2 separate regions of the Homo sapiens genome follow, and region 1 is linked to region 2. A link is an interaction called in ENCODE POLR2A ChIA-PET data of the cell type or tissue named here. Cell type or tissue: K562. All regions are shown on one strand. Links, peaks and the distances in the headings refer to the core of each region. The heading gives the core; the rest is flanking DNA. Region 1 has its middle 11 kb from the start of PNMA8B. Region 2 has its middle 4.2 kb from the start of PTGIR.

Region 1 (2,911 bases), core at 323-2,822, 120 kb before region 2:
ACCACCACGTCTTGCTTATTTTAAAAAAATTTTTGTAGAGATAGGGTCTCACTATGTTGTCTGGGCTGGTCTCGAACTCCTGGGCTCAAGCAATTCTCCTTCCTAAGCCTCTCAAAGTGCCGGATTACAGCATGGGCCACTGCGCCTGACTAGGGTCTGCGTATTCCTAACTCTACCAAGTCCTACAAGTCACTCAGTGCAATGAATGTCCCTATTTGCTCACATATGAGGATTCCTGTGCCCCCAGTGCCCACTCCCACCTCTGGAGATTGTCCAGGCTTCTAGGATTTGCCCATCTCATGGGCATAAGGTGGTAGCTCATTGTTCTCCAACTACAAATGAGTTTGCACATCTCTTTTTTAGTTTATTTGGAAATCCCCTTCTTTAAATATCCTGTTCATAGTGTTTTCCCATTTTCTCATTGCTGTTTGTGCTTTTACCACCACAACTGTTGACTTTTTTTTTTTTTTTAGACAGTCTCGCTCTGTTGCACAGGCTGGAGTGCAGTGGCACTATCTCGGCTCACTATAAGCTCTGCCTCCTGGGTTCACGCCGTTCTCCTGCCTCAGCCTCCTGAGTAGCTGGAACTACAGGCGCCCGCCACCACACCCGGCTAATTTTTTGTATTTTTAGTAGAGACAGGGTTTCACTGTGTTAGCCAGGATGGTCTCGATCTCCTGACCTGTGATCCGCCCGCCTTGGCCTCCCAAAGTGCTGGGATTACAGGCGTGAGCCACCGCACCCGGCTAATTGTTGACTTTTTTGAACAGAGCCCAATGCAATTCCTAAAGGTATTTTAGCTCTTTCTGTTGCTCCAATAATATATTGTTAAATGTGAATAACATTTCTATAATACAAAGAGGATAGTATAACATGGTGCTCAGTAAATCTTGTATTGAACAGATGGAGGAAGAAAGGAAAGGAGGAATTATAACATCACACACACCATGCCAAGGGATGATCTTATGCCAGACATTGGCTAGAATAGCCTTTAATATATTGCTTCATTTAATCTTCACCACAGTCATGTAAAGCCAGCCCCATTATTATCTCTATTTCCCAGATGAGAAATCTGAGGCTGTGTGTGTGTGCACACACACGCAGGGTGGAAGGTCTTTTACAACTGGGAAGTGGTGAGACATCAATTTGACCTCAGGTCTCTGTGACTCCAAACCTCTGATTCTTTTGTTTGTTTGTTTGTTTGTTTTTGAGATGGAGTCTTGCTCTGTGAGCAGGCTGGAGCGCAGTCGCGTGATCTCGGCTCACTGCAACCTCCGCCTCCTGGGTTCAAGTGATTCTCCTGCCTCAGCCTCCCAAGTAGCTGGGATTACAGCCACCTGCCACCACGTCCAGCTAACTTTTGTATTTTTAGTAGAGACGGGGTTTCACCATGTTGGCCAGGATGGTCTCGATCTCTTGACCTCATAATCTGCCCGCTTTGGCCTCCCAAAGTGCTGGGATTACAGGCGTGAACCACCGTGTCTGGCTCCAAACCTCTGATTCTAACAGGGATACTAGGCAGACTTTCAGCAGCACCATCCCTCCTCAGCACTCATTCATTCATTTGTTCATTTAATCATTTAGCAAACACAAAGAACCCACACGTGTGGGATATGACTGTGACTACATCAGACCAGGGCCTGGCTGACATCATAGGGAGATCAGATATGAACCACTAATAACTACGAATTCATAATGATGAAAAGAGTGAATAAATTACTTCACAGACTTTCTGTGGATTTTCATGTGATGATGAAAAACAGTGAGCTGGGTCCCAATGTATTTCCTGGCAACTGGCCATGTTCTATTGTTGCAGAGAAGCAAGATATAGGATGAAGTGTATCAGTGATTCCATTCACACTAGAGCGGACCATGAAATATGGATTTCAACCTTAGTCAAGCCTCATCATGTTCCACCTTAGAAAATGCTAAAAAATGTTAACCCACTATTTGCAAAAGAAAACAAAAAGCTGGGCTGGGCGCAGTGGCTCACGCCTGTAATTCCAACACTTTGGGAGGCCGAGGCCGGTGGATCACCTGAGGTCAGGAGTTCGAGACTAGCCTGGCCAACATGGCGAAACCCCATCTTTACTAAAAAAGCAAAAGTTAGCCGGGCATGATGGTGGGTGCCTGCAATCCCAGCTACACAGGGGGCTGCGGCAGAAGAATCACTTAAACCCCAGAAAGTAGAGGTTGCAGTGAGCTGAGATCGCACCACTGCACTCCAGCCTGAGCGACAGAATGAGACTCTGTCTCAAAACACACACACACACACACACACACACACACACACACACACACAAATGAAAAACAATAAAAGCAAGCATTCAGTAAGATGTGACATGCACCAAGGAGGAGACACATGAGGTGCTGTAGGACGAGTAATGGCTCTGGGGGGCCGGAGGGGTTGTGAGAAACAAAATCAAGGTCCCAAGGGATAAAACCCACTCCTGGGGCGGGGCCCCGCGGCTCACGCCTGTAATCCCAGCACTTTGGGAGGCCGAGGAGGGCGGATCACTTGAGGTCAGGAGTTTGAGACCAGCCTGGCAAACATGGTAAAACCCCGTCTTAGTAAAAATACAAAAATTAGCTGGGCACGGCGCGGGCACCTGTAATCCCAGCTATTCAGGAGGCTGAGGCAGGAGAATCACTTGAACCCAGAAGGTGGAGATTGTAGTGAGCCAAGATCGTGCCACTGCTGCACTCCAGCCTGGATGACAAGAGGGAAGCTCCGTTAAAACAAAACAAAACAAAACAAAAAAAACACCACTCCTGGGAGGAAACAGCTAGTGACCCAAGTTGACCAGGGTCTGCTTTAAGACAAGGAATGAAGAGGTCTCCAAAGACCAGAGTATCCCAGGGGACCACATAAAAAAGTCTTTAGTTTTTCAAATAGTTTGCATGACTGGAC
Region 2 (2,908 bases), core at 1-2,500:
ACTCTCTCCACCCATGGCGAGGAACAGGACCAGGCCTCCCTGAGGGGGACCCTGAAGCAGCAGGGAAAAAGAGGAAGGACAGCTCAGAGACCACTGAGATTAGGGACGCACACACAGCACCCGGGAGGGGAGAGAGATTGAGGCTAGTGTGCTGGGGACTGTGGGTGTGTAACCGGATTGTGACTCTCTGTAGAGTTAGTGCGGCCCATGTGACCTAAGTGAGCATTTTTCTCAGCATTGATTGTGTTTGCGTGTGTATTGTGTGTATATGTGTATTGTGAGCTCGTGGGACTCTGTGTGCACATGGGCACACAGCTATGTTGTAGTTTTGTTTTGTTTTTGAGATGGAGTCTTGCTCTTTTGCCCAGGCTGGAGTGCAGTGGTGCCATCTCGGCTCACCACAACCTCCACCTCCCAGGTTCAAGTGATTCTCCTGCCTCAGCCTCCCGAGTAGCTGGGATTACAGGCACCTGCCACCACGCCCAGCTAATTTTTGTATTTTAGTACAGATGGGATTTCACTATGTTGGCCAGGCTGGTCTCAAACTCCTGATCTCAGGTGATCCGCCGGCCTCAGCCTCCCAAAGTTCTGGGATTACAGGTGTGAGCCACCGTGCGCAACCTAGTTTTTTTGAGACAGGGTTTCACTCTGTCACCCAGGCTGGAGTGCAGTGGCACGATCTCAGCTCACTGCAACCTCTACCTCCCAGGCTTAAGCAATCTTCCCACCTCAGCCTCCCAGATAGCTGGGACCACAAGTGCTCACCACCATGCCCAGCTAATACTTTTATTGTTTTGTAGAGATAGGATCCCACTATGTTGTCCAGGCTGGTCTCAAATTCATGGGCTCAAGTGATCCTCCCACCTTGGCCTCCCAACGCACTGGGATTACTGGCATGAACCATGGCACCTGGCCGAGAATGGTTTTTGGTTTTTTTGTTTGTTTGTTTGTTTGTTTGTTTGAGATGGAGTCTCACTCTGTTGCCCAGGCTGGAGTGCAGTGGTGCCATCTCCGCTCACTGTAACCTCTGCCTCCCAGGTTCAAGCGATTCTCCTGCCTCAGTCTCCCAAGTTGCTGGGACTACAGGTGCGAGCCACCATGCTCAGCTAATTTTTGTATTTTTAGTAGAGATGGGATTTCGCCATGTTGGCCAAGCTGGTCTTGAACTCCTGACCTCAAGTGATCTGCCTGCCTTGGCCTCCCAAAGTGCTGAGATTACAGGCGTGAGCCACCGCGCCTGGCTGAGGATGGGTTTTGAAGTTCATCTCCACCACTCACCAGTCAGTCACCATGTGACCTGAGAAAATGACTTCCCCTAGCAAAGCTTTGATGTTCTTCGTCAAATGGCTGCCTTGACCTTGTTGGGGTGTTATGTGAAGATAAGAGACAGTTCCCCCTGCCTGCCTCCCAGGAAGCCCTCAAATAGCTGTTGATATTATTCATTCAACAAACCGTAACCAGCAGTTTACTGTGTGCTAAGAGCTGGGGACACAGAGGGGCTCAGAGGGCACAGCCCAGGAAGAGTGTTCTCAAACAGGTTTGTCCACCCAGTGTGGGGATCCTGAGCAGGGGTGCCTGCATCTGTTTTTTTTTGTTGTTGTTGTTCTGAGATGGAATCTCGCTCTGTCGCCCAGGCTGGAGTGCAGTGGCGAGATCTCAGCTCACTGCAACCTCCACCTCCCGAGCTCAAGCGATGCTCCTGCCTCAGCCTCCTGAGTAGCTGGGACTTCAGGTGCCCGCCACCATGCCTGACTAATTTTTGTATTTTTAGTAGAGGCGGGATTTCGCCATGTTGGCCAGGCTGGTCTCGAACTCATGACCTCAAGTGATCCGCCCAACTTGGCCTCACAAAGTGCTGGGATTACAGGCTTGACCCATCACGCCCAGCCCAGGCCTGCATCTGGAAGTGCCGCAGACCTAAGATCCTGGCTTGCCCTGGGCCTGACCCTCTCCGGACTCCCTGGTTTCCGTCCTCCTGGCTCTGGCCCTGGGAGGAAGTGGGCCTTATCTCATGTTCTGCACACACGCACCACCAGCTGCTCGTGCCTGCCAGGCCTCCCGTCTGCCTGCTGTGCCCTCTCACTGCTTTGAGAAACTGCTATGTGTGTCCCAGACCTGTCTCGCCTTGGCTGGTTCCAGCATCCAGAGCCAGAGGCCTCCTTTCTCTATCCACTCACTGCCCTCCACCGCAAATGGGCCCTGGCCTACCTTCTGGTGGCTGCACCTCACCTTGCTCCAGGGGGCATAACCCAGTCTCCTGCCTACCCTGCCTCTGAATGGGCCGTGCCCCTCACCTGGGGATCCCCTCATTTCCTAGCCTTCAAGGCCTCTTGGTCACCCCCTGAGCCTCTCCTGAGCGGTCGTCCATCAGATCCTCCCACTCCCATTCCAGTCTCAAACCCCAGCTGGTTACCTCTCCATGCCTGTTTCTCTCTCTCTCTCTCTCTTTTTTTTTTTTTTTTTTTTTTTTTTGAGATGGAGTCTTGCTCTGTCCTCAGGCTGGAGTGCACTGGTGCGATCTCGGCTCACTGCAACCTCTGCCTCCTGGGTTCAAGCGATTCTCGTGCCTCAGCCTCCCGAGTAGCTGGGATTACAGGTACACGCCACCATGCTCAGCTAATTTTTGTATTTTTAGTAGAGACGGGGTTTCACCATGTTGGCCAGGCTGTCTTGAACTCCTGACCTCAAATGATCCGCCTGCCTTGGCCTTCCAAAGTGCTGGGATTACAGGCATGAGCTACTGCGCCCGGCCCCATGCCTGTTTTCCTTGTCTGTAAAATGGGGATAAACAGAGTCACCTTGAGGGCTATCGTGAGCATTGAGCAAGATGGGACTGTTGAACTGTTCCCCTAGGAAGCGATGGCCAAGATTGCAGCTCCTGCTGGCTCTAGGCTTTCCCTCCCCCGCT

Evidence for each region. Peaks named below come from ENCODE experiments on the same cell type or tissue, not always from the same donor. Only the 100,000 strongest peaks of a DNase experiment are listed, where the experiment ranks them.
Region 1: POLR2A ChIA-PET joins it to region 2 with 5 read pairs; 3 of 35 experiments call an interaction of 5 or more read pairs at or near these places.

What each region holds. Positions count from the first base shown.
Region 1 is chr19:46,505,486-46,508,396 of GRCh38, forward strand. No RefSeq gene overlaps it. Among named protein-coding and RNA genes, the nearest start is that of PNMA8B, 11 kb to the left of the region's middle. In K562, for the core only: no CTCF peak of the experiment used is centred there; no DNase peak of the experiment used is centred there; H3K27me3 peaks cover 937 bases.
Region 2 is chr19:46,627,884-46,630,791 of GRCh38, forward strand. No RefSeq gene overlaps it. Among named protein-coding and RNA genes, the nearest start is that of PTGIR, 4.2 kb to the left of the region's middle. In K562, for the core only: no CTCF peak of the experiment used is centred there; DNase peaks (open chromatin) are centred at 1,358 and 1,978.